3 separate regions of the Homo sapiens genome follow, and regions 1 and 3 are each linked to region 2. Evidence: chromatin loops called from intact Hi-C (ENCODE). Cell type or tissue: heart right ventricle. All regions are shown on one strand. Links, peaks and the distances in the headings refer to the core of each region. The heading gives the core; the rest is flanking DNA. Region 1 holds the start of LOC105378029 (a long non-coding RNA gene). Region 2 overlaps LOC105378027 (a long non-coding RNA gene). Region 3 has its middle 230 kb from the start of MIR4465.

Evidence for each region. A loop is a pair of places that touch in the nucleus more often than their neighbours do. Peaks named below come from ENCODE experiments on the same cell type or tissue, not always from the same donor. Only the 100,000 strongest peaks of a DNase experiment are listed, where the experiment ranks them.
Region 1: it touches region 2 in a loop (3-fold over the local background); 4 of 110 quality-filtered maps call a loop at or near these places.
Region 3: it touches region 2 in a loop (2.2-fold over the local background); 3 of 110 quality-filtered maps call a loop at or near these places.

Annotation. Positions count from the first base shown.
Region 1 is chr6:141,398,753-141,409,965 of GRCh38, reverse strand. LOC105378029 (a long non-coding RNA gene) reads right to left here and starts at 6,693. Exons shown (of 3, transcript XR_943077.3): 1 at 6,477-6,693; 2 at 5,692-6,396. In heart right ventricle, for the core only: no CTCF peak of the experiment used is centred there; a DNase peak (open chromatin) is centred at 6,561; H3K4me3 peaks cover 4,625 bases; H3K27ac peaks cover 6,064 bases.
Region 2 is chr6:140,775,185-140,786,397 of GRCh38, reverse strand. It overlaps LOC105378027 (a long non-coding RNA gene), which reads right to left. Exons shown (of 8, transcript XR_001744387.3): 7 at 1,607-1,764; 8 at 963-1,178. Among named protein-coding and RNA genes, the nearest start is that of MIR4465, 97 kb to the right of the region's middle. In heart right ventricle, for the core only: no CTCF peak of the experiment used is centred there; a DNase peak (open chromatin) is centred at 5,954.
Region 3 is chr6:140,910,212-140,921,424 of GRCh38, reverse strand. No RefSeq gene overlaps it. Among named protein-coding and RNA genes, the nearest start is that of MIR4465, 230 kb to the right of the region's middle. In heart right ventricle, for the core only: a CTCF peak has its summit at 6,070 (motif pointing left); no DNase peak of the experiment used is centred there; H3K27ac peaks cover 405 bases.

The sequences.
Region 1 (11,213 bases), core at 2,158-10,157, 620 kb before region 2:
CTTAGGCACTATTTCTGCCTCAGTCTCCTGAGTAGCTAGGATTATAAGCACATGCTGGGATTACAGGCGTGAGCCAGGGTACTCAGCCCCTAGTGGTTACTTTTAATTTTTTAAAGCTAGTGTTTTAGTTGCTATGAAGTGATACTATTCTTTCAAAAGTCTAGCTGGAACTATGAGAGTCAAGGCAATATTAGTTTTTCTGTGTGATGTTTTGGTTTGATTTTGTACCTATACTTTTTGTTAACTATTATTTTCATTACTTGGGTGCCACACTGCCTGCAATCTCCAAACAGAGGAAACTTTTGCTCACTCCTTTATCTCCTTATACAAAGAATTTGCTTTTGGAGAACCTAAATGTTCACTAAACTAATTAGAATCAAGATGGCATGGATTCTTGGTGGGTTAGTCATATTAGGGCTCTACAAAAGGACTGAAGGCTACCCTAAGGACATACACAAACAAGCAAACGATTCATAAACCTAGGGCCAACCTGAGTATAATACAATTTTTGGAAACTGGAAATTTCTGATTAAGGTGGTTTGAATAATTAACAAGCAGTATAAAGTTATGGAATGAATATACACTGTCTGTGGAATCCAAAAGAGTTTGATTTAATGCTAGTTTTGTCATTTATTGTGTGATCTTTCCATGTTTAAGATGTATTGACTAACATTGAAGGTAACAATGTTACTGAAACACCAGGGGTTTGGTCTAAGTCCTGCTGCTCACCACACAGAAAGCCAATCACTGAGACAAGTATTGCTGGAGACAACAGCTTTAATCTGGTGCTGCAGCCAAGGAGATGGGAGATTAGTCTGAAATCCATTTCCACAACTAACTGAAATTGGGGGTTTACATGGCAGAGAAGAAATGAATCCATGTGTTGGAGAACAGGAATTAGGGAGGAGTAAAGAAGAGAGTTTGGTCAACAGGATGCAGGTAGTTAGATTAGGTAGTCATGATGGATGACAGGTCTGCATCTTATTGTCCAGGTGTGGTGATCTAGTAAATTTTAGTTCTTTGATACTATCTGAGAGGACCGATAGTTGGTTTCCTGAGAAAGGAACTCAGATAAGACAAATTTAACTTTCTTATGTTTCAAGACTGGGGATTGATTTTTATGTTTATTCAAAGGAGACCATAAACATTAGTACCATGGGACAATTGAGCTGGTTTCAGTGCCCCCCTTTCTATTTATCAATTCCTGAATCATGGAGAATCTGGTCATCAATATTTCTGTCTGCCTCAAGCTGGGGAGGGGCAGTGTGGACAACTCTACACATCACGGGTGAATATGGGCAATAAGCAAATCAGAGGTTAATCTTATACTATAATTTTCTTCTAAAACATAATCTCTCTCTCTCTCCAGTTCCCCACTTCCACCAAAGATAGATCTATTTTGCAGTCTACTTGCAAAATAAGCTTCAGTCCCACTGTACTTGGCCTGATTACCCACAAAAAGTTCAGTAATAGGCTCTCCATTGTCCAAATAGGCTCTCCTAAATTGGCTTTGCTGGAACCAAGGATCAGACTTGACCTCCACAGGCATCTTCAGCACAGGCAAGGATCCATCTGCACCTGCAGATACCTGTATGAATTGGGTGAACTCTTTTCTTCAGGCCTCAGCAACTTGAGATTCCTTGGCCCTGTCAGAAAGTGATGCTCTCCACTAACCACAGACAAGGAACCCTGCAAAGGAACTGTGTAGACGAAGTGCCAGGCCAGTCCTAAGGGGTTCTCATTGGCTGTATAAAGTTAGTATCAATTTCTCCAAACAGTCTGCTTATATCTGAAAACATGCCATTTCAGTCAAAGCCTAGGGAAAATAACCATTTCCTCCAACTTTGTCTTGTTATAAAAGAAAACAGATTTTTATTGAACTTATGCAAACAACTGCAGTTCCATGAATTCAGAATATTCACAAATAGTTTCTGAATTCTGGATAAATCAGGAAGAGAGAAATATGCCTAAAATTCTTCTAAAAAGAGTGTACTCTCCTCAGTTGTTAAAGGCTATAAATAACTCAAAAGAACATTTCCTCCAGGCTCTGAAAAACAAAACAGACTCAGCAATGTTTCAAAAAAGCTATAAAAATTATTTCTTTCCTCCATTAGTTCAGTCCACACAATCAACTCCTGCTCTGTTCATATTGGGTTATCAATCTTTATAAACACATTGGCCTTTTAAATCAAGTCCTGGAAGTTTTCTCTTTAGTCCAATGGCACAATCTCCAAAGTTATCAGAAACCCACATTCAGAAGTCCTTTTCATGAACTCCCCCAAAGAAGCAAGTCTTGGACTATAGCTGCTTATAAGTTGCTTTTTGAGAAGAATCAAAGCCAAAGAATTGTGGATGACAAAAGTCTTAGGACAAACACAATTGACAAGGAAATTTGGTTATTTCTGTGGCATACAAAAATTTAACATAATAATCATAATAATTACAACATGTATTAATACATATGAGAATTTCAGGAATCACATACAATACTGAGACAAACATTAAAAATACATTTATTTAAGTATAATCCAAAGAAAAGTAAACACCACCTCACATTTTAAAGTAATTTGACCATAAAGTAAGATCTCCTTAACCTTTCATATTTTTGTAATTTTCTATTGCAGAGAAAATCAATGCTCTAAGAAAATGTTCTTATTCTGCCACATGGGTCTAGGTGCTGGCCTTAAATCAGTGCACTTGGTATATTATTCTGAACTAATTTTGTCCCTCAAAATTGGCCCTTACATTCTCATGCACCCACCTCTTCTACAATAGTTCCTGAGCCTAGAAGGATTGAATAGTTTTCATTTCTGGCTTTGTGTCTCATGAAAGCAGTTCATTTTTATTATCATCTTCTCCCACGTCTAAAGACAAGGCTTTGATTGGCATCACTGTTCAAGATTTATCAGGAGTTGATGCCTTTTTCAAACCTAGGAGTCAAAGCCTTGCAACTTAACAGCATAAGGATTAGTAAATAGGACATTTTTACTGCAGAAATTCCTATCATTCTCTCCAACAATGTCACAAATTAAAATACTGTCATTTGGTGTCCAGTTGCAGCACTTCAAGCTATTATATTAAAGTGGTTAGGTTACTTCTTGCATATATCTAATTGCTAGCATTCTAGTTACAGAACTATACCAAAAGCATAAAAATGGGATAAGTCCTTTGGCAAACTTATCAAAGTAAGATCATTAACTTCTCTCCATAAAAAAATGGCAAATGCAAATATCAGCTTTGGAAGTTCAGTATGAGGACGAATAATCTCCTTTCACTTCAGTAGTACACAACAAAACAAGGGCAAAGTAAGAACAAACACACAATAATTCCTGTTCAGCTATTTTAAAAGTGTATTGTCACACATTTCCAAGATTGGTTTTCACATATAGTACTGATGGCTGATTAGGTAACTTTTACCACTAGAATCTTTAAACCAGCGCAACATGTGTTTTCAAGTACACATATGAAAACCCAACAGTGATAGAAGACTTGGGTCCAAACATCAATAGAATATTCTCATATTTGATAAAAGCTTAGGTTCAAAAATCACTAGAACATGTTTTTTTAAACTGCTACTTAATCCAAGTGAATGTCACTTAATTTTAACAATGGTAGGCACAACTAAAGTAGTTTGAAAGCAATCCCAATCAATATAATTTCGATAATGACAAGGACAATCTTTCCTGAATATTAAAACTTAGTACCCACATCAAAGTTTTCCTTCATGATTTGAAGGAAAAGATCTTAAGCCAACCCAAATTATTGATAGAATTGAGTTACCATGGAAATAAACACCACTTAAACATTTCTACTGTTACCTAGTTTTCTAAATAAAAAATATATAATGAACTATTTCTGTTCAGAACTTATAAATCCTTTATTTTTATGCCAGGAAACTTAACAGCTCTCTATATAAGAGATAAGCAAAGTCAATCCGATTTTAAATGGCTTGAGCAAGGTAGCTTAGGTATTTTAGGTAAATAGAGCAAATGATGAATTGTTGGAAATGCATAGGAAATGAAATGACTAATCATAGAACCAAATATAAGCCTTCCATTAGAAACTAAAAAACATAGATGGTTTTATATGTGTATATATAAGTAAAATCCAAAGGAGGACAAACATCAAATAAATTAAGATTAGAAGCAAAAACAAATAAACAGTAAATCAACTCCCAATTTTTCACCTACTCAGTTTACCTTGGAGGCTAGTGTTACCTAGGGCCTAAAAAAAAAAAACACAGGATGGATTTTTTTTTTATTGATATGCAAGTTAATGTCTGTAAGTCCACTAACACCACTATACACTTCATGCAATTAAGAAACATATTTCAGACATGTGAATGGTAAGTACTTTAGTACATGCAGAATAGCAGATACGGTGTGAAACAAAGCAATGCAAACATCTATGTGAAATTTGGCTCCATGCTAAATCTGGCTCTATGCTTAACTATATTAAAAAATGATTGCCAAATTTCAAATGTAATTTGTATAATATTTTTTATTTTAACTTCATGAATGCTAATAGCTTTAACTATGAGCAATATTAATTAGCCAAATTTCTCTAATTTTTTATTGGATTTTCAAGAGTATTTTATTACATAAATTTTTTCAATTTTCTATTTTCTCTGTATGTGCATGAAGATAGACACAGAGAAACAGGGAAAAAAAACTAAATTGGACATGCTTGGACTTTCTGTTTTGTCCTAATTTTTAAAATAACCAATTATTTTATTTTAGGACAAAAATTTACCATAGTCCATAATTTGAATCAACCTTTAGATAACTGCTGAATTAGACAAAATTATTATTTTTGTTAATAAGAACACATATTTTTGGCATATTTTTTATACAGAATTATACACTAACTAGAAATCTTATTGTTAGTAGCTTTAAATTTTAGTGAAAACCTAGTAAGCAAGAAGTCTTGAGTTATCAGATGTTAGTATTTTATAGATGAGAACATTCCACAATTTTTAGAAGCATATTTCCCAATATCATGACCTTTTATTAATTAGAAATGACCCAGACACCTAATGAACATCAAAAATAATTTTAAATTTAAAATTATACAAAAAGTAAACCTATAAGTTGTTTCATTTACATGTACTCAATTCTTTCATTTTTTAAACAGGTTATCTAGATTATTTATGAGAACTAAGATATTAGACCAAACTAGTCATTTCCTTGTTAACTATTTTGTAACCTGTGAATTGTAAGTGTCCATCTTAGTAAGAATTTTAAAGTTAAATACATGGGTATTTTCACTAATAACTCAGAAGATGAAGCTGTATTCATTAAACCAACAACATTAAATTAGTCTATTTATAAAAAAAATCACAGAAACAAAGATTATTTTTGTATTGGCTGGGTTTATAGATTTATAATCATCTGTGCCAAACTCTGACACCTCAAAATATCTAGCAGACACAAATATAAAACCAAGTTAAAAATATATACTGACAATTCCAATGACATTTAAATTTTTATTTTACCAGTACTTTTAAAGTCAACTTGTTTATTAAAGATTTACTTAAGTCGCATGAACTTGAAAATTGCTTGGACTTAATTTAGGAGTGCTCTTTTATTTATAAGCCAATTTGGTAGACACAACATATGAAATAATATACATACATGTAAACACATCTAAACATATATACATACATGCAAACAAAGATCCAATAACTTTTACCTTGGAACTCTAGCCATGAGATACCAATACAAACTCACAGGCTTATGAACACGTTCACATGGCTAAACTTCTTTTGACCTGATAGGCAATCCAATGAAGGTTGTGAACCAAAGTTTTGGGTATAGCAGTTTCTGTGGCATTTTGATTTTTAAAGGCTAAATCTCTCCACACTCCAAGGATGACTGGAGCCAGAAAAAACCACAGAAGAACATCATGTACTAATCAAGCCTGACCTTGCTTTGAACAACAGCATAAAAGCCTGAATACACAAAACTCCACCCTGCTTTGCCATTCAGCAGCAAAACGAGGCACATGGAGAGGCCAAACTTATCCAGATTCAAAGATATGAGGCCAAACAGTATTACATAAGATTATCAGCTTATCAAATTCTTACTTCCCATGGCTATATTGACATACACAAACAATCACCAAAATACAATCCAAGTGCTGCAGCAACCAACAAACCCCAAGAGTGTCCAAACTGAAACAGCGGAGCTTCCTCTTTCCATGGGGTGAGCTTGATGAATTTGCACACCAAAATTCTTCAGACTGTCCCTAGTTGAGAGGAGCAATCCTGTTGTCTGGTACCCACAAAAGACACTCACTTGCTCAGAAACACATGCAATTACTAAAAAGCCCCCAAGAGTGTCCAAACTGAAAACAGTTAGCGTGCTTCCCTCTCTTGGTCAGGTGGGCTTGTTCAACCTGCAAACAGAAATGTATTTAAAAGTTTCCCAAGTAGAGAGGAGCAGATCCTGCTGTCTGGGCCCAGAGAGGACACTCACCAACTACCCAGAAGCAGATGTTGAATTTCAAAGGCTGTTCTTCCCGGGCAATCAGGAATGTGGTTGGGGCCAGCAATGCCAGGGCCAAAAAGAGAGGCAGAAACCTACATCCAGTCCTAAAAGGACAGGCAGCTACTTAGAAAGGCTTTTAAGCTCCTCCAGCCTGCAGCAGACAGCAAAGCCACAAGCAATGCATTCCAGATCAGCGTACCAAAATGCCAGGGGTTTGGTCTAGGTCTTGCCAATCACTGAGACAATGAGTATTGCCAGGGAAGAAGGCTTTAACCTGGTGCTGCAGCTGAGGAGACGGGAGATTAGTCTCAAATCCATCTCCTCAACTGACTGAAATTTGGGGGTTACATGACAGGGAAGAAAGGTAACCATTTGTGGGAAATAGGAAGGAGTAAGGAAGAGAGGTTGTCAACAGGAAGCTGGTGGTCAATTATGCAGTCATGATGGGTGAAGGTGTGGCATCTTATTGTCCAGATGTGGTGATCTGGTAAAGTTCAGTTCCTTGATACTATCTGAGAGTCCTGATCGCTGGTTTCCTGAGAAAGGAACTCAGACAAATGTAACTCTCAAATGTCAAGACTCGGAGGGTCAATTTCTATGTTTATTCAAAAGAAACCATAAACATCAGTTCTATGGGGCAATTAGACCAGTTTCAGAAATATTCCTATTTTATAATTGTGAATATTAAACGTAGTACTAAATATAAACTAGGTGGCACATAATGGAGTCCAAATAAATACTCATTTCCTTTACCAGGGTTATGCAGTCAGGAGTCAGTGTAAGGTGACAAGGGGAGGACAGGGTACAGATCTGCTGTTTAGGCAGTTGCTAAATATAAACAGATCCACTTAATTTAGCCAAGAGTTAAAATTGACAGTAATAGAGTCAGATGGGATGTACGGGAGATAAGTATACCAAGTATTTGGCTTAAGATTTTTCCTCCCTTTCTGGTTTCTGACTTTTCAAATAACACTGAAATTTTTTTTGTATAAATTTAGACTAGGGAAAATACAAACTATAAAATACTCGGTAGGTTATTTGAAGTGCTGGCAATCAGTGCCAAAGTTTTTGAAGTAAATTATGGCTTTCAAAATAAGCTTGGGTTTAAAAATAAAGACATTTTGCACCAAAACTTCCAAGCAAGTATTGAAGATCCACAAAGGCTTTCATTGCAGAATTGCTTCTGGCCACATTTGCCAACAGCACTTTCTCTTCCTTCTATCCATGCCAATCTCTTTCTTTTGATTCTTAGATAGTTTTGTACATTAGAGAAACATTCTTATTGGCCTCATAAAAAATGAAGTCCCAGTAAAAAGGGAATTCATAGAACAGAGAAATAAATGAGCTTACAAAAGTCCACTGCAGTAATTTGAGTTGGCTCAGACATCAGTCATTTTGGCCCTTAAACATGAGAAGGGGAAACAAGCAAGGGATTGGATAAGCTCCAGTTTCCATGGCAAGGCAAAAGTGGGTGAAAGCGATCTGGTTATAGAGATGCGAAGGCGTGGGGGACTACTTAAGCACAGTGCTATATACACTGTATACAATGCATGAATGAGCATTTTTTTTACAATACAATGTATTAAATGGCATTGTTTTACAATCTATTACAAACTTAAGCATTTGTAAAATTGAATAGAAATTAATTACAAAAACCGATTAAGCATATTAATGTAATGACAATTTCAAAATGCTCTAAATGTTTCCAAATGCTCACACTCAATTATTGTACTTAATCCAAGGTAGAAAAGAAATAGTTCAGTGACTGGCATTAGTCCATGGATCACAATTTGAGTAGTACCGATCTGTAGGGCATACTAGTTTTAATCAAGGGTGAGCTAATAAAGCAACTATTTGAATTTTTTTAAAGGAAACAAAAGAGGACAAACCTAAAACCTCATTTGTAGTGTTTGCCAATTCTTATAATGATAAACTTCTTCCATGGCTGACTTCAAGCTCTCAATACAATGTTACTGAATGCAAGATGGAAAGAAAAGTGCAGAATCCACTCTTGAGCCTCCTGAGGACATCACTGGTTTAATACTAATTCAAGTAACGGGCAGAAGAACTTTTAGAGCCCATCCATCATGTCAGTGAAAAATGTGGCTGGCAGTGAAGTTTTGGAGAGTAAGATTGCAAGTACACGAACTTTTGCTGGGAAATGTGTTTGTTCTTAAGAGCTTTCATCACAAGGCAAGTTACTTTGTGCTGTCCCGGGAAAGAGATGAAGCAATAAGACCACCAGGTTGATTTGGAGGGTGGTAAAATCAGAAAGTTCAGAGAAATATTTTAATATTAGACGGGGTTTAGGATTACTCACTAGATAAATTGGTCAGAACCACACAGTGGTGTTTTTTTTTTTTGTTTTGTTTTGTTTTTTGTTTTGTTTTTTTTTTTTTTTTTTACCAGCTATACTCTATTCTCTTAACATACAGAATCTTATTTACTCTTGCCTTAAAACATCAGATAGATTTTGTTGTCCTCATTTTGCAGAAGGGCAATCCAAAACTAAGAGTGTTTGACAAACTTGCTCATGATTTCAAATCCAGAAAATGATAAAGCTAAGATTTGAAGTTTTCCTTCGGAACTCCGAAGTCCATCATCTTGACCTGAACATCATACTCAATTCTTAGAATGTACCCCATAAAGGAAGAGAAGTTGAAAGGAGACATTTTTTATGTGTTTTTACTTATCCAGGTTCAGTGAAGTTTCTTCAAGGGCCAAATAGGAACTCAGCAGAAATGGCTGATTGCAATTCAGCAAAACCTAGGATAAGTCACTTGCTGAGTGAAATGGTTATTAACTAACCTCTGTATGTCTTATTATTGCATCAGTAAAATAAAGATAAGTATAAAGGGTTGCTTTATATTTATTAAAACATTAATAACTCATATTAAAGGGTTGTTTTAAGGCTCAGATAAGATAATCATTGTGCACACCATGTAAGTGGTAATAAATTAATAAATAGTATTTTAATTATTTGATTATTATGATTATCAGCTGAGAAGTTAGGCTCTCTTGAGCCTGCAGGTGAGGTGTAGTGGATTAAAGTACAAAACGCAGAGAAACCAGAGGTAGGGAAATGAGCACTGATATAGCTTTGCCTTTGATGTCATAAAACATTGAGTGCTTGTTATATTCTTCCAGCGTTCTTTGTTCACATGCATCTAATCCATCTAATTGTGTTCAGAGGAGTACTTACAATAGTGGTAGAGAGAAAATATGTGTAATTTTTTCAATAACTCAGTCTTGTTTTTTCTTACATATCATTGCTCATGAGCATGATTTTTTAATACCTGAATATTAGAACAAATGGAATTATACAAGCTCCAAGTTTGAATTATATCAATACATGCAAGTGTTATGGTTAACTTATTCATGTATAAAACTAGTGAACCAATTCAAAATAGTTAAAAGGATATATGAAATGCCAAGGTCCTAGAGTTACAAAAATATAACTAGTTTTGTATTAATTTAACCTGCTGAATTGTGGTAATGTTAAGGAGAACAGAAAGCTAACACACTGTAGAAATTCTCTAATCTGTCTACAAGCCTCTTTGCTAATATACTTACTAAAATCAGCACTAAGCCGTATATTAAAGCAAAATAACATTAGTTAATTTCAAACTTCCTCTTATCTCATTTTTTTTTCAACTCCTGTCTTTCAGGTGCCAGGTGCTGACAAAAGTATGCCACTGAGGGAAATTTTCTATTGGAAATTGATTCTCTAAGAGCTTTTAGTTTCTTGTAATTAGCAAATATTGGGTTATGTGTTTCTTGGTATAATTAGATACATTATTATGTTTGACGCCCCTGTCAGTTCATAAGAGAGTCAAAATCTTCAAAGCTCTCCATAATCATCACTTGCTTTTTTGTACCTTATTTCAAATTATCATTATCATAGCACAACAAACAAAAGACTCATTTTAGATGTGTATATCAGAGTAAGAAAAATGTAATGGTTACTGCATGCACATATCTTTTCCTAGAAATATTCTTTTGGTTCAGAAAGAAAATCTCGTTAGGCTATTTTTAGTATAAAATTTAGGGCTCTGAAACCAATCCTAGGAGAATAGATATAGCTACCTACAGGAGCAGTTTTCTTATATAAAGGGACATAGTAAGCTCATGGTAACCCAATAGGGTGAAAGTGGAATAGAGTCCCTCCTCTTTTTCTCTTCCACCTTTGACTTCCTGCTGGTGTCTCCCATAGGTTAAAGCCAGCTTGCTGTCAAACAAAAAGGAGCCCTTGCAGGCAGTTCATACACGAGACGCTCAGTATATTGAGCAAGGGGACAAATTATGAAGAGGAATCAACAGGGACAAGCAGAAACATCTGCACAAATTAAGAGCTAAAAGCTCTGAATGAGAAATGAGTAAGAATGTGCTGATGGGGTCAAATCATCTGGAAAAGATTACAAACTGGAAAGTGGTTCTGAGCAACATACCTACAGGCTTTTGGGGACTACTGAGAAAGCAGGCTTATAAGAAATATATGACAGTAACGTGGCCAAAGGACTTATAATAATAGAGATGTATAATATTCATTTTGGCATTGTCATCATAGCTATTATGTAAGCTGGCTTCACTGCCACCACCATATCACTGTATATATCATAAGTAAAATTCTGCTACATAGACTTTTTAAAAAAACTTTCGTATATGGAGCAACTAAAAAAAAAAAAGAAAGGAAGGAAGGCTTTGGATGATGGTAAGTGAATGAAA
Region 2 (11,213 bases), core at 1,111-9,110:
TGTGCACACAACATTGAACAGTACACATTTTGTGGCTCTCTTCTTTTGGACCTCTGATGACAAGCTTCATGGTAAGAACATTACCCTCCCCTGGCATCCTGTGTGCTGAGATCCAAAAGCAGTATGATATGGCATAATCCTAGCCTCCAGCTTGATTCTTCCTCTTCAGCATTCATGGTTAGAGAGAACTGTATTTCCTCTGATACAACCAAGGGCTGACTTCCAAGACTCATAACCGTAGCTTTTGGAGGTATTATACCTTTGGCCTTGGATCCTGGCCTGCCATATCTTTAGAGTTCATGAAGTCTTAAAAGTCCAGCTGTCTTTCTAGAAGATTACTTTACAAGAAGTCAGTCTTGAATAATTAACAATTACTACCTTGAAGCAGTGTGCAACCCCTGAAGCAGAAGACATGATACTTACAGTGAGGTGATAATTTTATTTTTAGTTTCAAAAGACCTGGGGAAAGTGGAACAAGTAGTAGAAAAGCAGGAAATAACATGGGAGGGATAGACATAGATATAGATATAGATATAATCTCCCATATATGTATATGTATGTGTGTGTATATATATATATGTATGTGTGTGTATATATATATGTGTGTGTGTGTGTGTGTGTGTGTGTGTGTGTGTGTGTGTGTATATATAATGTATGTGTATATCCCTGACTCTCTGGCAATCAGTTCAGAAATTAAGGAGTAAGCCTGAATCACCAGGACAAGTCATAGTTCTATGGAATAAACAGGTAGCCAAAATAAAGCACAAAATAAAAATTTTGGCAGATGTTCCAAGTTCTCCCTATTTGCAAAAATTAGCAAGAGAGAGAGAGAGAATTAATGACCAAAGGCCCAACTTCCACCTATGGAATAGAAGAAAGAAAGTAATTTAAATATTTTCCTGAGCCAACACAATATATTTTCATTTCTACTTTATATTGTTTTTGTTGTTCTTTTCACATCATTTATTTTATATTGTCATCATTTTGTTAGTTTCCTAGCTTAATATCACTACAGTCCCTTACCTTTTCTCTTACCTTTTTTGCTTTTCTTGAATATATATTCTTTTCCTTTGAATTAAAAAAGACCTTCTCTGTGTCTGTATTTAATTTGTATAATTTCTCCTGAGATAACTTCAGGTGCACAGGCAAAGAGCCAGATGTGCAATTTCTGCAGAGCTCTGCAAATTGTGTGAAAACAGGGAAGGTTAGATTTTTTTAGACTTGCTCTAAAATCATGAGAACACACCAACCAGGAAGTTTAGATTTTAAATAGTAATCCTTTGGGAAATTCCATTCCAGTAGTATTTTAAGAAATTGAAAACAAAACTTTATTTTTTAAAAGGAGATATATTGTGAAAGAGAGAGGTGATTGAGTTATGACTTGACAATTATAAATATTGGAGTTTGATTTATGATATACTATTCTTAATATTCATGTAGAAGGGAAACATTCCAAGATTGAATTAAACCTGTTTCCCATTGTGTTACAAGTCTCTTAATATACATGTTTCTGTCACAATCTGTGTGCATTCTTTGACCTTTACTTCCTGCCTTCCCCCTTGTCTTTTCCCATACAACAGTTTTGCATGGCTTATGGAGTGCTCACCTCATGAACAGGCACACTGAATCTGAACATACTGCTATTTCTGAGTCACTGGGAAAACCATTATTACTTCAAAATGATGCATCATTCATCATGTCACTGATGCCACTGTTAAAGCTTTATTCTTCGATTAAGTTGAATGTCAGAAAATACAAGTCTCCCTGGGAAAGATAACACAAAATGTTTAAATTAGTCTCTCGGAATGTAGTATAAATTCAATTTGGGTCTTTTCTTGAGAACAGAGGTTAATAGATAAAGAGGGGAAGGAAAGGATTATAAAATCACTGGGTGCCTAAGGAATAGGGAAGTATCACTAGAGAAGGAAATAAGAGCACAGAGAAGAGGCCAGAGAGGTCAAAGGTTAATTTCCCCTACTTTTCATTTGGGACAAGGCCACAGAATATAGAAGGAATCAGTCATAATTTTGTTGGGTGCTGATAATATTTTATTTTATTTTATTTTAGCTCCAGGATACATGTGCAGGATGTATAGGTTTGTTACATAGATAAACGTGTGCCAGGGTGGTTTACTGCACCTGTCAACCCATCACCTAGATAGTAAAACCATCAGGCATTAGCTATTATTCCTGATGCTCTCCCATGCTCCTTCTCCACCCCCTGACAAGCCCCAGTGTGTGTTGTTCCCCTTCCTGTGTCCATGTGGTCTCATTGTTCAGCTCCCACTTATAAGTGAGAACATGTCGTGTTTGATTTTCTGTTCTTGCATTAGTTTGCTAAGGATAATGGCTTCCAGTTCCGTACATGTCCCTGCAAAGGACATGGTCTCGTTCCTTTTTATGGTTGCATAGTATTTCATGGAGTATATGTATCACATTTTCTTTACCCAATCTGTCATTGATGGGCATTTGGGTTGATTCCATGTCTTTCCTATTGTGAATAGTGCTGCAATGAGCACACATGTGCATGTATCCTCATAATAGAATGATTTATGTTCCTTTGGGTATATATCCAGTAATGGAATTGCTGGATCGAATGGTATTTCTAGTTCTAGGTATTTGAAGAATCACCATACTGTCTCCCAAAAGGGTTGAACTAATTTACATTCCCACCAACAGTGTAAAAACATTCCTATTTCTCTGCAGCCTTGCCATCATCTGTTGTTTCTCAACTTTGTAACAAATGCCATTGTGACTGGTGTGAGATGGTATCTCATTGTGGTTTTGATTTGCATTTCTCTAATGATCAGTGATGTTGAGTTTTTTTCGATATGTTTGTTGGTTGCATAAATGTCTTCTTTTGAGAAGTATCTGTTCATGTCTTTTGGGAGGCTGATAATTATTAGTCATCATTTTTGGTAACTAATTCTACTCAATGGAGAACATTTCCATATTTTTAATGCCTCTGCCATAGTAATATTACAAAATGAAAATACAGAGCTGACAATCAGAAAGTTTGGTCATTTAAATAAAGACAGAATTTACCATTTTGGAGAGATGTGAATTTGAAGGAATCCCAAATGGGCAGTGGTTTCCTCCCTCCTTCCCTCTTGTTACACTCAATGTACATTGAGCTCGAAAGAGCTATCTTTGTTTATCAGGTCAGCATAGGATCTGTCCTTAATTTTCACATACCTAAAATAGCCAAAGTATACAATCAAAGAGCAGAATGGTGACTGCCAGGGGCAGAAGCAGGAAGGATTTGGAGCTGCTAATCAACAGGCAAAGTTACAGTAATGAGAGATGAGTAAGTTCTAGAGATATGCTGTATAACACTGCCCCTGTAGTTAACAGTGTTGCTTTGTACACTTAAAAGTTTAAGAGAGCATATCTCATGTTGTGTTCTTGCTATAATAAAATACTTTTTTCAAAAAATGAGATAATTCAATGTCCTTAAAATGCCTTTTAAAAGACTAATATTGGCTTGACTAAGTGTGTGTATAGTTACCATAATCCCAATATGTGAGTTAGCGCATAAAACTTCCATGAAAAATTCAACTCATTATACACCATACAATTTTGTCCCTAAAAAGAATCATCTTTGTTCATAGACATCCAAGTTATGTTTCTATACTCTCCCTTTGATTCTACATTAAATAAATATACTCTAAATACTACTTTTTAAAATAAAAGAGACTAATGTATTGGAGGGTTATCCTTGTACATCCTTGAAACTGAAGAAATTTGGACTGAGCAAGGTGGCTCATATGTGTAATCCTAGCACTTTGGGAAGCCGAGGTAGGAGGATTGCTTGAGGCCAGGAGTTCCAGACCAGTCTGGGCAACATAGTGAGAGACTATCTCTACAAAAATAAAAAATATATAAATAAAAATAACCAAGCATGGTGGCACTTATGCCAATTGTATTCCTAGCTACTCAGGAGATTGAGGTGGGAGGATCACTTGAGTCCAGGAGTTCAAGGCTGCAGTGAAGTATTATCATGCGACTGCACTTCAACCTGGGCAACAGAATGAGACTCTGTCTCTAAGAAAGGAAAGAAAAGAAAAGAAATTTGGACAAAATATCCAAAGCTATTCTAAAACTATTGATAAGCATAGACTAATTTCTAGATATGCAGATATTTTCTGGTCTAGAATATGAAACATCAAACTCAATCACCTAATGAGAAAGGATAACTTAAAGAAATAAGGCAGCCTGAACCCTGGATCTAGAGATTCAACTCAGCACTAATGCTACTGACAGTTTTCTATCTATTCTTGAATTTCTTCTCCACGTCACATGTCCCTAAGGTGCCTCAAGATCAGCTACTGTGTAGCATTAATCTTACATTTTAACCTTTCCATGTGAAGAAGTCTGCCATTTAGCTTACATGAGTGTAGATACATGGCAAGTTTTTTAATCACTGAATTTGCACATGGGGACCTATGTCATAGATTCTAAATAGGTTGATTATCTCCATTATAGGTCATATTTGATGACCTTGAGATGTCATATAATTATGGTCAGAATGACTTTGACTTATTTAAAAACTCTCAGTTCTTTTGGAAATATCCCCATTATTCTTAAACTGTAGAATTATAATTTGCTGATTTGACTTGCCTGGGACTTTTTTTCTTGGGAGCCAAAAATCTTTACAAAGGACACCTGTCTCAGGTTTGTCCTAAGCCAATTATAATCTTATCTTGGATTCAATAACTATTAACAAACAAATGTGAGATGACTAGGTAGGTCAAAGTATAATAAATTACTAGTCATGCATAGGTAGTTCATTTCTTTTTTGTTCATGTACTACTCTCTAATCAACAAGGCTTTCAATATTTATTGTAGAATCATATCAAATTGTTAAATAGCTTTTATCATCTCAGGCCTTAATGCTGTTTTTAAAAAGTATTTAAAATTTTATATAATATTAAAATATTTAATGAGTTGCTATAAAATAATGCCATTTGAATCCCCATTCAAAATAATAGTGCCTAGGTTAATATTCAAGTAGGTTTTAATAAACATATTTAATTAGTGGTTAAAATCAACACTCTATAAATACATAGATCCCAGAGTCCTATTTACTTGAAATATTGATAGAAAATAGTAATGACATATGAGCAAGTTAAAAGCATTTTGTTTTGAGTTTTTCCCACTCTTCCCTTCCCTTTCCAAAGACAGAGGAGCCTCACCTTGTGGCCTCCACCACCACAGGCCCATGGGGACAACTGCCAGACTACTGCCCATGTTCCCTTAAGGCCCAAGGGCTTTTCAGTTGGCTTGGAGTGAATGCTGCCTGGCTTGGGATTCACCCTTCAGGGCTGTGAGCTCTGCTCTGGCCCAAGGCAGGTCCAGAAATGCCGTCCAAGAGCCAAGTCCTAGAGGCAGGGACTCCAGGGGCCTACTTGGTACTCTACCTCTCTGTGGCTGAGCTAGTACCTAAGCAGAAAGGCAAAGTCCCCTTTACTTTTCCCTTTGCTTTTCATAAGCAGAAGAAGTCTTGCCCCATAGCTTTCATAGCTGGGAATATGCTGAGTCTCACTTGAAACCAGCAAGTCTCAGAGTCTCAAACAAGGCCCTCAATGTAGTACCTGGGTGTCACTGCTGGGCTCTTCAGTTAGCAGATGCTGAATCCTGCCAGAACTGCATCCTTCCCTTGAAGGCAGTGGGCTCCCTTCTGGCTCAGGGTGTGTCTAGAAATGTTCATTGGGAGCTAGGGACTGGAATGGGGGCCTCATGACTTTGACTTGTGTTATATCCTGCTGTGGCTGAGCTGGTATCCACGACGCAAGACAGAGTCCTTCCCACTCTTCCCTCTCCTCTCCTCAAGTTAAACAAAGGGGTCCCTTTTGGAGCCAGGAGCTGTGCAACCTGGGGTTAGGGGAGGGGTCAAGCCAGCACTCCCTTAGCTGGCTCAACTGATGTCTCAGTAGGTAGTTGGCCCTACTCACCCAGTCCCCTGGCTCTGAGCCCAGTTCAGCACTAGGACTCACCTAGGAATTGCAGTCTGTGTGGCTTAGGCTGCCTTTCAAGATTATTTAGAACCCCGGAGCACTTTAGCCTGCAGTGGCGAGGCTTGTGGAAACTGGAGTTCAGACTACTGGGATGGAAGACTCCCCTCTGGCTAGGGCTGGCTAAAATGCTACCTCTGTGGGTGAGTGTCAGCTGAGTTTGCTCTGGGTTTCCTTTCTGCTCTAACAGGACAGCACTGATTGCTGTGCTCTGTCTCTCCCTAGTGCACAGAAACGCGCCCCTTGCACCATACTGTGGCTGACAGGGGATGGGGAATGGGGGGATGATCATAATTCAAGACTTTTTTCTGCCTCTTCAGTGCTTCTTTCAGCGATATGAAGTTAAAACCAGCTCACCTGATTGAGTGCTCACCTGATTTTGGTTTTTATGAAGGTGCTTTGTGTGTGTGTGTGCGCGCGCATGTGTGTATGTGTGTGTAGATAGTTGTTACGTTGTTGTCCTTGCCCAGGGGGTTGTTGTGGGGAACGACTGGTGGAGCCTTCTATTCTGCCGTCTTGCTCCACTAATAAAGTAGAGCTTTTAACTTGTTTATTGACCATTGGATATCCCCACCAACAATGTTTCTGTTCAACTCCCTTGACATTTTTCCATTTGCTTGGATAATTTTGTCTTAGTTGAAATTTATTGTAAAAGCAGGATATGAATATATTTTCCCATTATGTACCTTGTTTTGCATTTTGAGATTCTTAATTTATGTATTATTAGTTAAAAGAGAAATCAATGTTTTAATTTTTTCTTTATTACTAATTCTTTCTTTGTCCTGTTTATGTGGCAATGCACTTATCCTGTTTGCATGACACATTCTTGGTTCATGCCTCAGCATATTTGTTAATAGCTCCTCCCTTTCTCTGTCAAAACTTGTTCCAGATAGAACGTTGAATTGCATAGTCATACTATGTTTAATACATTTTTACCTTGAGTATAATGATTTTTTCTTATATTATTGTCTAAAAGATGTGTCGTTTTCTCTTTTATATTTATGTAAAAATCCATTTAGAAAAGTTTTTGTTTATGTGATAAGAAAAAGTAAATTTACGTTATTTTCTTCCACGGTTAAACAATTGATACAATATTATTTATTGAAAATATTATCCTTTATCTTTATCCTTATGCCACTTCAATACATTGCCATATGTTTAGTAAATAAACTAATCAGAATATTCTCAAGTCTATTTCTGATCTATCCTGGTCCATTGGTCTTTTTATATATATCCTATATATCCTGAGTCAATGCCATGCTATTTTATTTAATATAGCTTTATGATGAGCTTTCATATCCAGGAAAGCAACATTTTCCACCATGATCTTCTCCTTCAAGAATGAGTTGATTCTTCTTGATTATTTATAGTTTCTTAATAACATTGTGAAATTCTTAAAAAAATGAAATTTTGAGTGGAATTGCATTTAGCTCATTTAAATTTGGGGATATTTGACAGCTTTAAAATTTTGAATCTTTCAATTTTATGTGAACATCCCTTATGTATTAACATTTTAGAATATTTAGTATCTTCAAGATCTGTGGTAACATCCTCTTTTTGTATTACTGACACTGATTTTTTGTACCTTCTCTCATTTCTTGATCACTTTCATCAGACAAAATCATTAAAGAACCACATTTTTACTCTATTGACTCTATTTTACAACCATTTTCTATTTACTAATTTATACGCTTAATTTTATCTTTCCCTTCTTGTATATTTTGGCATTTAATTTTGCGATGTTTTTCTAATTTAAGAAGTTAAGTCATTGAGTTAGCTTTTCTTGTTTTCTTAAATAAGCATTAAAGCCATAAATTTTCCTGTAAGTATAGCTTCTCTATATCTCATAACTTCTGATGTGTAATAATTTATCATGATTAATCTAAACTATTATTATTCCCATTTTGATTTCATTTTGATCTATGGCTTATGTAGAAGTACATTTCTTAATTTCCAAATTATGATTTTTTTAGTTATCTTTTTTGATTTATAGTTTGAGTTATTGTACTCATAAAACATATTGTAATAATTTTACTTTTTATAATTAATTGAGGCTTGCTTTGTGGTGAAGGATACAGTCAATTTTTTAAAAAGTTACACGTGCAATTGAAACTATTGAGCAACTTGCTTTGTGTATATTTACAATGTTTCACGTTTATCAAGTAAGTCAAATTTGCTAATTATATGAAATTTTCTATATTTTTGTTGATTTTTTTGTCTATCAGTCACAGGGAGAAGTTTATTAAAATCTCTCACTATCACCGTATATTTGCCCTTCAGTTTTGTAAATATTTGTTTTATTTCTATTGGAGAATATGTTATAGGCTTATAGACCTTGGGATGTTTACATGTTCTTGGTGAAATTAATATTTTATCATTATCATGTTTCTTTTTATATATATGTCAGCGTATTTGTGTTTGTGTGAGTGTATACTTGTGCACACACTCTAATAGCCATTGTCTTTTAATTTGCACAATAGCTGAGTTGAAATGAATGTAATTATGTACACGTTTGAGTTTAAATCTACCATCTTGCTATTTGCTCTTTATTTGTCCCCCTGCTCTGTTTTTTTTTTTTCCCCCTCGTTCCTTTATCTTTAGGACAATTATGTGTGCATGTGTGTGTATTTAATTTATTCTTTGGGACAGTCATGTGTGCATATGTGTTTGTATGTGTATGTATTTAACTATATTTCCTCCTCTATTATTTTCAGAATTTTTTACTCTTTCATTATAGTGTTAGTGCTTAGCCGAGAGATTACAACATACATTTTAAAATGACCTATGTATACTATTCATGTGTACTTCTGGCTTATTCCTGGGCAATGTAAGCAACTTAGAACAATTTAAATCAAGTCACTTTCTCACAAATCGTATGCCTTTGAACTCCTATATTTAATTTGGTATATACTTTAAAAGAAACAAGCCATAATCATTGCTTATACAGTCAATATTGATTTAGATTTGCTCTTTATTCCTCTGATTTTCCAACAGAGATAATTTTCTTTATGCTTGAATATTTTTTAGTATGCCCTTTAGTATGGCTCTTTAGGGATTAGTTCTTATAACTTTTATTTGTCTAACAAATCTTTAGATACTTTTGGTTTTGCTCATCAAGTTGCTTAGGAATAATTTATGTACAATAATTACATCTCTTTACAGTGTACAACTTTTTGAATTTTGACAGGTATAGGAACTCACAAAAATAGCACTAAAAAATAAGGTAATAGAACTTTTACATCACCCCAAAAAGATTCCTCATAGCTCCTTGTTTCTCTCTGTGTCCCTGGGCCTAAGCTACCACTGATTGGAATTCTTCATGCCATATTAGGCTAGTTTTCATGTTACACAAATTATAGCTTTGTGTTTTTTATTTATCTGGCTCCAGATCCTTCTTCTCCCTCTTATATAATGCATCTACTCAGCAATCACGTCCTTTTTAATATAAAATTTATTTTTCTTTAAGGGGAAAGTTATTTTGGAATTTTTATTAATGTATAATATCATCTTGGCCGGGCGCGGTGGCTCACGCCTGTAATCCCAGCACTTTGGGAGTCTGAGGCAGGTGGATCACGAGGTCAGGAGATCAAGACCATCCTGGCTAACACGGTGAAACCCCATCTCTACTGAAAATACAAAAAATTAGCCAGGCGTGGTGGCGGGCGCCTGTAGTCCCAGCTACTCAGGAGGCTGAGGCAGGAGAATGGCGTGAAACCTGGGAGGCGGAGTACAGTGGCACGATCTCGGCTCACTGCAAGCTCACTGCAATCTTGCAGTGAGCCGAGATTGCACCACTGCAATCCAGCCTGAGGGACAGAGCAAGACTCCGTCTCAAAATCAAATTTGTTTTTGTGTCCTGTTTGATCCACATTGAAGATATTTTCTTTTGTTTCTATGTCTATTTGTTTAATTTGTTGGTTTTATATTTGTTTCTTTAATATTCCTATTAAGTAATTGGTTACTTGCAAATAATAAATGACCAGATTATAAACATTTTATATTGTGTGTCACAGTTATTTACCAGAGATTCACAGTATTGGCAAGATTGATGTGGCATGTATGAAGTCTTTAAGGTTTTCAAAGTGTCTAAGAGGAAATCTATGTTTTAAAAATACAACAAATTTGTATTACATATGCTTTACAAGTAGTATCTAAAAAATGAGTCCTCTGGCCAGAAAACTATTCTTAATATCTAAACCAAAACACTATAGTTTTATAAATCTGTAATAGTATTTCATAAAATTCCAAAAAGATCCAGTATCTCTAAAAAGAAATCTTATTTAAGATTTTCTTTTTTTAATAAAAGGGCAAAAGATAGATGTCATATAAACTTATATGGCAAGACTTACAGATAAAACATTTCATCTCAGAACCCTAGTGAGTACTCTTTCATTCATTCAGCAAGTATTTAAAATCACCTTCTGTTTTTCAGAAACTATTCTGTTAGCAGACAAAAGACACTGCCTTCATGAAACTTATATTCTAATTAGAGGAGATAGATCATAAACATAATTATATGCAAATTACATAATATTTATGAAAGAAATAAGTGCTACAAAAATAAAGCAAGATAAAGAGAATGAAGGGAACTGGCAGAAGAATTGCAATTTACGTAAAATTGTAAGTGGTAAGTCCTCATTGAAAAAGTAATATTTTTGAAGGGAAGGATTTATTTCTACTATAAAATTATAATAGCTAAGAAATCAGATTGGTAGAATATATGTTAGAGGCATTCTATTTTGATGGAAACTGGACCTATGCCTGTAACTTCAGTGGTCCAGATTTCCTTTGAAGTTTTTACATTAAGGAATAAGTACTTAATAATAGCAGCAAGAGACACAATATAAAATATTTATAATATGGTTATTTATTATTTGCAAATAACCATTTACTTTACAGGCATATCAAAGACACAATCAAATATAAAACGAACAAATTAAACAAAGAGACACTAAAACAAAATGACATGTCTTCAATGTGGATCAAACAGGACACAAAAACAAACAACAAAAATGAATGCATTCAGATTTGTGCACACACGTGTGTGGAGTAAGAAGACTACAACTGGTTTTATGACATTAACATGCAGTCAGGAAAACCTCTGATTTAGATTATAGGCTTGAGAGCAAAGGGCGGGAATGGTTTGGTCACTAACTTGCCTGATGATTAACTGACATAATCTTGTTCAACTTTTCTATTT
Region 3 (11,213 bases), core at 2,196-10,195, 130 kb before region 2:
CAGGTAGTTCATCAAATATTTGGAGTCTTAGTCATCTCTATTTTCTTTCCATAACAGTCAAGGCTAATTATTTTCTATCCAGGAACAATTGTAATACAGAATACACCTTTACATTTTAAAAAAAAAGTTAATGTAGGTGTATGAACAGAAAAGGAGTTGTTATTCATCTGTCATTTTTATAAAACTTTCCATAGCCACATTCAACACCTAAGTATAGCATATAGTCTTATTATGCATTAATTTACTTAATATTTTTCAAAATGTAGTATGTTTACATGTAACACATTTATTATTTCTGTTTTAAATGTGAACAAATATTTTCAAAGTTTCTTAGTTTTCATATCTAATACGATCAATGTTCAGAGATATTGCCCACAAAAATAAAAGTATTTTGGTCCTGAATAACAAGAATATAAAGGGATTTGAACCAAATGTTTGAGAAACGCTGTTTGAGAAATACAAGATCTTGGTAACCTGGAGGCTTTAGGGGACAATCTGGAAAGCCTTGGAGCAGAGTCTGAATTGAGTCTGCTGATTGTTTACTCTTCAGAGATCCGAGGGTTAATGGACACCTTGGAGAAAGATTTATATTGGCCCCATAAATGTGTTCCATCTTGGTATGGCCCCAAGGATCTGAGGAGAAGCTGTATATTTGAACTGGGTCTTTTCAATCATCATTCGAAGCCTTACTGTTGATTTTTTTAAAGGTAATATGCAGAAAAGAGTGTTTGGAGTTATCAATTGCTCTATTTTATACACTCATGCAGGTGTGTGAGTGAAAGAGGGAAAAAATGTATGGAAGATTATGTGAAAAAAGAAAAGATTTATATACCTGAGGGTTTTGTTTTGCTTTTTTTTTTTTTTTTGGCACAGACTGCCTGAGAGAAGAGAGGGAAGGAAACGGGTGTGCCCATGAAAAAAACCTAATTTAAATAAAATTGTATTTGTCTACATGTATCTGTATTTATAGACAATTGTATTGGAAAACTGTTAAATCTTACTCTTCCAACTGATGGGGAGTCACTCTTTCAGGGGAAAAGAAAGTTGCAAAGGTGTGTGTATATCATATGATTCTACTTTAATAACAAAGAAAACAGTGGATATAATATATGTAAATATATATGCCTGTATATATATATATATTCATGAACAACAAAAAAGGATTGAAAGTGAGCATTTTAGGCTATTAGCATTGGTTATCTCAATGAGATGAGAAAGAGAAGTAGAGAAAGATAACTATCATGGCTTTTATGCATTTTGCAATACAGATGGTCCCTGACTTACTATGGTTCGACATACAATTGTTTAACTTTATGATGATGTGAAAGCAATACATATTTACTAGAAACCATACTTTGAATGTTGCTCTCTTCTCTGGCTAGCTGCAGGATACAGTCCCAGGATGCCGGGCAGCAGCAGTGAGCTACAGCTCCCAGTCAGCTGCGCAATCACAAGGGTAAACAACTGAAACGACCATTCTGTTTATCACTTCCAGTGCAGTATTCAATAAATTACAAGAGATATTATAAAAGGGATTTTGTGTTAGATGACTTTGCCCACCTGTAGGCTAATGGAAGTGTTCTGGGCACATTTAAGGTAAGCTAGGCTCACCTATGATGTTTTAAAGGTTAAGTGCATTAAATGCATTTTTGACTTAATATTTTCAACATACAACCGGTTTATCTAGATATAACCTCATTGTAAATCAAGGAATATTTGTATGTCATTTCAATTGTTAAGAGAAGTATGTGTTATCATTGTAATGTAGAAAAGATGAAAGTTTTATTAATGATGCTCAATATAGAACAATGTTATGATATAATACATGTTAAAAATAGTTACAAAGAATTTGTATAGTAAGTCCCATTTTTATAAAAAATTAAGGCTATGTTTGTGTATGTATAGCTTTGCAAAACTTTTCCTATTGTTTCAGAATTGTGCCTGAAGCACACAGCTAAGTTCAAAAATTGCTAAGTACCATGTATTCTAAATCCACATAGCCAACAATGAACTGACAATTGGGACCTGACACCTTTATCACTCAATGGTGACAAACCCTGAGGAACAAATAGAAAAGGAAAAATGAAGAAGATTTTCAGTACCAGACTGACCTTTCTCTACACTAAGGGACTGGAGTCATTGATCTGCCTCTGTTGAAAGACAAATACCAAAGCTTTGGATCAATATTGAATTCAAATAATAATTTCTCAGTTATAACAGTCTAGTAACGAAAGGCACCTGAAAAGTATAAAATCAGTCCAAAATGCTAATGATGGAAGTGCTATTCAGCAAGAAAGAAGTATGTGAGTTGTATGTAAGTAGGGATGAGAGTTGGGTTTGTTTAAATTATCTACTTATTGCATTATTGGGGAAAAATATAAAATGTTATGGATCCCAATAATTTGAGATTCCAGCGACATATGTTCAGAAAAAAGACTGGAAGGATACATGCTACTGTGATAATAAGGGTTATATCTGGTTGGTAGAATCATGGAAGGTTCTTATAATTCTTATTTTTGTATGACTATGTTAAATTAGCTACTAGAATAAAAATTTTAATGTAAAAACATTTTTAAACATTTCTGCACACAACGTAAACATCACTTCTAAAAACATACAGTATCTGTTATCAATTTGCTACCTAATGTTATCTAATTCTGAGCTTAATCTTTCCACAGCATTTCTGGAAGTTTGAAAGCAATATAAACATTGACTTCACATGCTAATTATTGGCTTAGCAGAGAGAGGTGTTACTTTTTTATTTTCTAAAAATGTGGTACATAGCTTCTTCATTCTGTGTTCATCTAAGAGACTCACTGGGGACTACTTTGTGCTAAGTCATTAAAAAAGGTTTCTCCCTGCAGTACATAACTGCCATCTATTATCTCCACCTTCTTGGGCTCATCTTGTTAGGACAGAAAAGTATTCAATATTGGAAACACTTTCCTCATGACACCTTGTATTGTCTTCCAGGAAGGATATAATAAATAAGTCAATAGCTTTCTAGCACAAACCACACTATCCACTCTGGTAATCGGTAGTCCGTCACAATGAAGAATTTGTGTCTTTGCTTTAGAGGGCTTGCCAATCCTTTCCCAAGCTGTTTATTGACACAGGCATTTAATTTCTCCTAACGGTAGCATGAATTGAACTTATCTCTTTCACCTCAAAACTTTAAGTTTCTTCATAACCCAGATATACTTTATTGTCTATGAAGTAATATATACAAGCTATAATTACTCTATGTGTTTAAAGTCCAGCTTCTTCTATAACCCACATAAATGATACAACATATTTTTCCATTACAAAAAAGGTGAACTGATAAACATTAACAAAGTAGAGATTAGAACTATTGATTCCTTACTGTATTCTTTTATGACATTTAAAGGAAATGGGAGTGAAAAATAAAAACTCAGGGCCCCGATTCCTTATGCCAAAAGAAAATAATTAAGCTGGAAGCTGAGTCATGCAAGAAACTGCCTTTTCTTTTGTTCCTAGGCAGATAGGTACAAATAAAATGTTAAACATCTCCAAAGGTAGCTACTCTATGTTCACCTAATCTTATCTAAAATGCGTGAGATGAATACATAACTGACTATTCCCCTACCTACTCCTTTTCCCTTGAAATGTGTGGATTACCATATCCTCCCTCTGTAAACTCCCAACTGGTTTTTCTTGCCGGCTCCCTAGACAGAGCAGATTTATCAAGACAGGGGGATTGCAATAGAGAAAGAGTTTAATTCATGCAGAGCTGGCTGTACAGGAGACTAGAATTTTATTATTACTCAAATCAGTTGCCCCGAAAACTCAGGGATGCAGATTTTTAAGGATAATTTGGTGGGGAGGGGGTTGGAAAGTGGTGAGTGCTGATAGGTTGGGTCCAAGATGAACTTCCAGGATGTCAAAGATGTCTTGCACTGAGTCAGTTCCCGGGGTGGAGAAGGGGGTACAACACCAGCTGACCCAGTTTATCCATCTGGGTGGTGCCAGCTGATTCATCAAGTACAGTGTCTACAAAACATCTCAAGCTCTGATCTCAAGTTTTACAATAATGAGTTTATCCCCAGGAACAATTTGGGGACGTTCAGAATCTTGTAGCCTCCAGTTGCATGACTTCTAAACCATAATTTCTCATCTTGTGGCTAATTTGTTACTCCTGAAAAAGGCAGTCTAGTCCCCAGGCAGGAAGGGGGTTCATTTTGGGAAAGGGTTGTTATTGTCTTTGTTTCAAAGTTAAACTATAAACTGTTAGGTTGGTGCAAAGGTAATTGCAGTTTTTGCCAACACTTTCAATGGCAAAATAAGTTCCTCCCACAGTTAGTTTGGCCTACGCCCAGGAATGAACAAGGACAGCTTGGAAGTTAGAATCAACAGGAAGTCAGGTAGGTCAGGTCTCTTTTCCTGTCATAATTTTCTCTTAAAATTTTTGCAAAGATAGTTTCACCTCTTTCCCTCCAGTCCACTTTTCATCTTTAAATATTAAAACCCTGAAGTTCTTCTTTGGAGAAAAGCACAGACCACAGACTGTTTCTGTGATTCTGTGTTCTTTTCTTCCAGGCATATCCTAAACCTTGGCAAGATAAACTTCTAAATTGATAGAGACCTATCTTAGATACTTTCTGGTTTACAATAACTAAGTAATGAACATATGTAGAAAGGAAAATACTGTTTCGTGTACATCAACATGGTTTTGTTTATGTATATTTGTGCATAAAATATATACAATATGTGGGGGCCATGGGCTCTTGGCCCCTTAAAGGTTTTCTGAAAATCACTGACACGAGGCAGATTGATTAATAGGAAAAAAAGGCATACAAATTTATTTAACAAGCACACACAGGAGCCGTCAGAATGAAAACCCAACTTCCCAATGAATTACAGGAACTTATGTATCATCCTGAGGCCAAAGTAAAAAATGCAGACTCAGAGTATGGCCAGAAAAAGGTAAATCAGGTTTAGTGGCAAGACAGGTTGAGAGAGAAAGAGAGAAGCTTGGCTAGCAAAGGTGGCTTTGTTACTCGGATGAAACCTCCCTCAGAGAGACTAGATGGTAAATGTTTCTTTTCAGACTTTAAAAAGTGTGATACTCTCAATCTCTCCTGGGTCTGAGGAAAGGGATAGAAAGGGGAGGGGGTATGGATGGATTAATGGAGATTCTTTATAGATGCACGATTTTCCCACTTAAGACACCTTTGCAAAGCTACTTCTGTCAGGATGACCAAGAGGGAGCCATTTTAAAATATTTCAAAAAAATATATTTTGGTGTAAAATATTTTTATTTCCTTCAAAGATAATGAAAAATATGCTGAATATTCTATGTCAGATAATTTAAAATATCTATTGAAGAATGGTAAATATTATGGTATCACCTGCTCTTGTGTAGACTCTCATCTCTAAAGTAAACTACTGGATAGCCCAATTGGTTCTGTGATTTTTTTTACATCATTTCCTACTCTATCTTCATTAGAAAACAAATATGAAATATGTCTTTTTCATTTTAAAATTGAATGTCGGCCAAAAGCCCTTTTTATTGACTATTCAATAGGTTTCTGTTTGGGAGCAAAAATGTTCTGAGCCATTGTAGCTGTAATGAAAATGTTTGTTATGGTATTGCTTAGTAAAGCATATAACCAAATCATCAGCTAAATATAGCCTCATAAGCTCAGAAATTATCTTAAGTATAACACAAGTGTTTGTCTTTCTGTCGGGGAAGAAGTAGAGTAGCAGTAGGACCACACAAACTAATTATGTTTCCCTTAGTGTTGATTGTAAAGAAGGCAAAGCGTTACTCCTATTTAAATTATTGAAATCTTTGTTTATATTTTACTGTTTCTTCTTCAAATGCCATTAATAATTTGATTGTATTGCCTTTAGTTGTTAATTCTCTAAAATATATGATATGGTTTCACTAAATACAATGTGATAAATTCATCTAAATTTTGTTTTTCATAATGGTTCTGCCCTTTCCTCAGCTCAGAGGGCATGTTTTCTGCAAGATAGGGAATGATGTCATTTTATACAGAGAATAATCTACCACCTGCTGGAAGGAGGAGGCATATTGTGGCAGCTGCATCACTGATTTGAAAAGGCAGCAAAATATAAATGTATAGATGAGTATGTCAGTGTAAAGGGTGGGGACGTATAACATGCTTTCCTCAACAACAGCTGGAAAATTATACTAAGCCTAAAATAGCATCTTTTGGCTTCAAACCAAATGTTTCTATCACTAGTACTACACAGAACAAAAACACTACTCACAAATGAATTCCACATTCTGTTTACAGAAGTAGCATCTTCACTGCTAGGCATATTAGATATTGAGGGAGAAATGCTAAAAAGTGAGGACAAAGATATGGTTTATGACTCCATTTATTTTCAAAAAAGACCTGGAGTCTTTAGACAAACAAGAGAGAAATAATGACTCTTGAACCCTTACTGTTTTCCTCTAAAGACTGACCTGGCATAAAGAAGTATAGATTTTTTTTAAAAGAAATGTGAAAGCTCATATAGAGCTTTACGAAATGCCAGTAATAACTTCAGAAATAATCTGTCTCTAAATAACGAATTTGATCAATTATGAATGAAAAGAAAGCTCTGTGTGTTCATAGAGCATTTAATAAATAGATGAACTTGTATGGCAAATACAATGAAATTACATGAATCTGTAAGTAATTTTTTTCTTTTATAGTTTGTAAACAATGACTAATAGAAATTGTCACCTAGAATCAATTCCAAGGTGTTTTTCTTTTTTTATTTTTTCAGAATAGAGGAAATAACAGCACTAAAGAGCATGCTGTCCTCTTTTGCAATGCATCTGGTAGTAGGGAGGTATCCCTCGGCATTTCCTTTGGGATAGCAGATATTTTATGTCAGCCTCTATTATTTAACTAATAACATTCTAAATGTCACATTTAAAAAGTAACACATATTGAATTTTTATTTAATATGTAGTATTTCTTCCATTGTTTTTCATTGCCTTTGGATATAAAAACTTTCCGTAATGACTACTATAATTGAAGATATTTTCATATGGATAATTGATTTTTACACACTGACTAATTAGATTTATTTTCCTATTGGGGTACGTTGACCATTTAAGCAAAAATTAACAATCATTTAAAGCTGAGTCTACATAGCAGGTAATTACATGATTAATTTTCTATAAATGTTTAAACTTCATATTTTAGGTAGGAAAACATGAAACTTTAGTATACACATTTTTTCTGGTGTTCTCTGAATCAAATAAAAATTTCTCTTGATTTCATACCTACTTTATAGTGTGGCAAAAAGTATAATTAAAAGCAAATGTGGTCTTTGGCTATTAGACATTTTCATATTAATAGTGGAATATTCACTCGCTTAACACCTCTATATTTAATTTTAAGAATTAAGTCTGTAGACATTTCATTTAGAATAATCGTTATTGCCAAATAAGGTATTAGTCATGTTGAAAGTTTTAAAACTTGTCTAAAAATCAAATATCTACACATCTCCTACCATTAAGAAGTGGGTTTTTTGGTTTGTTTGTTTTCCTCCTTGAATCTGATGGACTTGTGACTGCTTTGACCCATAAATGATGATGGAAGTGACACTATGTGACTTCTGAAAGTAAGTTATAAAGAGTGATGCAGCATTCTCCTGGTTCTCTGGGACACCTATTTTTGGTGAAGCCCCCACCATGTAACAATTCTTACTGTTCTGGTACTACCACCCTGAAGAAGTCACATGTAGAAACATCTGCCAACACACCTAGCCAATAACCAGCATCAACTGCCAGCCCTGAGAATAGGCCCAATTGGATGCATAACCAAATCACCCTTTAGATAATTTGATAATAATCAACATCAGACTGAAACTCCATGAAAGAATTCAAGTGAGAACTATTTAGCTGAACTGTTTCAAAATCCCTGACCCAGAAAATTGTGAGCAAAATAAAATTGTTGTCTTAAATTGCTAATATTTGGGTTAAGTTGTTATGTGGCTGTAATAATTGGCACAGTTATTACTTCTTTACTCATTACCTCTGTAGGAAAAAAGGTCTTATTTCTTTAATAAATATTCAGTGAATACTACACTTTACTTTGCGTGGTGCCTTACGATGTAGATACTCTTACTGAAAATTCTTATTTCCTTTATCCTTTAATGATGCTGGAGCCACCAATTGAAAAGTGAAAAAAAGTACTTTTGCCTGACACCAGTGAAGATCTAAGAACAAGAGCCTCTCCGCACATATGCTGCAGGACTGCTGCACCTCTGGCTTGCACTAAATCAAGAGGGAGTTATTTCATTGATTGCCATGAAAGTTGAAAGCACAGCAAAATTGTAGGGCAAATTAATAATAGATTAAAAAGTTCGTTGAATTTAGTGTTCTCCTTTTTTTCTCTTTGCTATTGCTTATAAAGAAGAGTGAATATGCCTCAGTAAGCACTGATTCTTTCTTCTTCCTTGTGTAAATCTACCTTTTGTGACTGCAGGATAGACATTGCATCATTGATGTAGCCTTGGCCTTTGCTTTTCCTCACTTGTCACATGTGAGTCTACTGAGGGTTTTGCACTATGAGGAATACTCTGATTCCCAGATCAATTCAGAGAAGGACACATTTTCACTCTTTGAAATTTGATACCTGTTGACTCCTGTTCTCTAGCAAGTCTTCACAAGTGATTTTGCAGCTAATGAGACCCAGGATTCAGAGCCTCTCGAGAACAGAAGGGTCTAGACTACCGAGATTACCATGTGGCTGTGATCCACAGAACCCACTTTCTTATGTGGGAACCAGTGTGCAAGGTTTATCCTATGCCTAGATTCTCTAACATGATTTTTGATCATTTCTTGTATTTCCTTCACCCAGGACAGAGATTTTGCCCTAAACAAGCCCATTTACGAGGGACTGGTATTCTGCTTATAATTTGTCATCGTCCAAAAATGGAGTCTGACTCTCATCGCTCTCTTCCATGAGTTAAGCCCTCTTTTACCTATTTCTCATGTATTCAGTGTTATGTTTTGTAGTTTTTCGATAGGGTTTTTAGTAGTAGTTTGATTATTAATTTCTGAGTTCCCATATGTGGTTAGAAAGCATGAAATTGATTCTTTGGAACTTATTGAAGATTCTCTTGGAAGCTAGAATATGATGTATTTTAGGGGGTAAATATTATACATATGCTTAAAATAATGTGGATTCTATGATGTATAAAGTTGCATATATCAAGATTGTTAATTACTTTATTCACATCTCATTTTGTTTTCTGTAAATTTAATCTATCAATTTTTAATGACATATTAAAATTTATAGCTTCAATTGTTGATTTATCTATTTCTTCTTTTTTTACTTCTTGTTCTTGCCTATTTCAAGGCTGTATTAAGTTTTTCTTATAATGTCATTGTTATAAGAATCAATCTACTGTTACATTTGCAGTGTGCAAATATAATTTGTATTGATAGTTTTTACTTTAAATTGATTTTACCTCATGTTATTTTGCTATTCTAGTACTTGCCAGTTAATACATACATGGTATAACTTTTCCCATTATTTTATTTTCCATATTCCTGCCTCATTATTTTTAAGTATGCCATACAGAAAATGTATTACTGAGTTTTTTCAGGGAGGGGCTGCCAATTTGCACATATCTGTCTTTTGACTAGCAAGGCTAACCCATTTAACTGCAATCAGCTTGATATTAAGACATAGTTCTCCTAACTTAAAACTATTAGGTCTTTCATTTTTTTCTTGAATTTATCCTTTCCTAATTTCCAGTGGCAGATCAAATTTTTTTCCTGTTGATTTAAAAGGTATTCTGTACTTTAAAAAAAAATTGTGATCTCTACTTATCCTTAATATTCTTATTGTTTTCTAAAACTGAACAATAGCTTATTTTATGACCAGACCAGTGTGTACCTTCACAAAATTTCAAATAACAGTTTATTTTTCTTCATCCTCTTTCATTCTAATCTATATTGATGTAATCTAGGATTTCATTGCCAAATTGGGTGTCTGTGGATTGGGGATGATAATAATGCTGATCTCATAGGGTTGTGGTGAGGTTTAAATATACAACATATATGATAGTGTTCCACCCATCCTTTGCACATAATAAATAATAAATGTTAGTAAAATATCATTATGGATATGTTTATGTATTATTTATTGCATAATTATATGAGAAATCTCACTGTTTAATGCTCTATTTAATAGTCAAACATTCAGATCTTTTCATAAAATTTTCCATGTGTGGTATCATAACTAAAAATATTTTTATTTTACACTTAAATGCTATTCTTTCTGGATACAAAATTTATAATTTACTCCATGCAATATAAAATTGGTAAGTCTATGCTTTCTTGCAGTTATTGTTGCAATTGAGAATTCTGATTTTTAAATCACATTTCCCATTGAAGGTATTCTGTTTTGATCTCTCTAGAAATTTAGAAATTTCTCTTTGTCTTTGATGTTCTTACATTTCACTATGCTGTCTATATGTGTCAACCCTTGCACAATCTTTTCTATTTAGTATGTTATGGGTCTTTACAATTTGAAGATTAATAGGTTTCTTTAATGTTTGGAAATTCTCCATCATTATTTCTTTGAGTATTCTCTACCTTCCATTTCTCCTCTTCTCTTCTTCTTGAACTTTACGTATATATATATATATATATATATATATATATACATATATATAAATACTTAATATTATGTGTGTGTGTGTTTGTGTGTGTATGCAGTAATCATAGCAACTGTATTAACAGAGCAACAAAAGATTTTCAGGGAGTAATGTTTAATCTCTGACAATATTTAGAATTGTCAGTGTATGAGGTTAGTATAATGCAGACCAATTTTAGTCAGTTTTATTGCTGTTTTAAATTTTGTTCCTAAAACACACTCCCTTATTTCCCACAAGCAGAGTAAAACTGTTCTCTTGGTCCTGCCCCTCCACCCTTGGTTTGACACTGCTTAGGACAATATGTTTCTGAAAATCTGTGGTGTAATGTTTAGTTAATTTATCAAGCCTCTTCATTATATGTACAATAGAATTTCATAAATAATATTCACAATAACGTTTGAATTTAAAGTAAAATAGAACCTAGGATTGTTTAAGAATAGTGAATGTAACTTGCAAATAAGTGTTATAATTTCTTGAAATTTTAAAGATAACAGCATCCCTTGTTAAAAAGGAGCTTGTTGATATTGTAAATGCATTTTATTTTTAATAAGCAACAG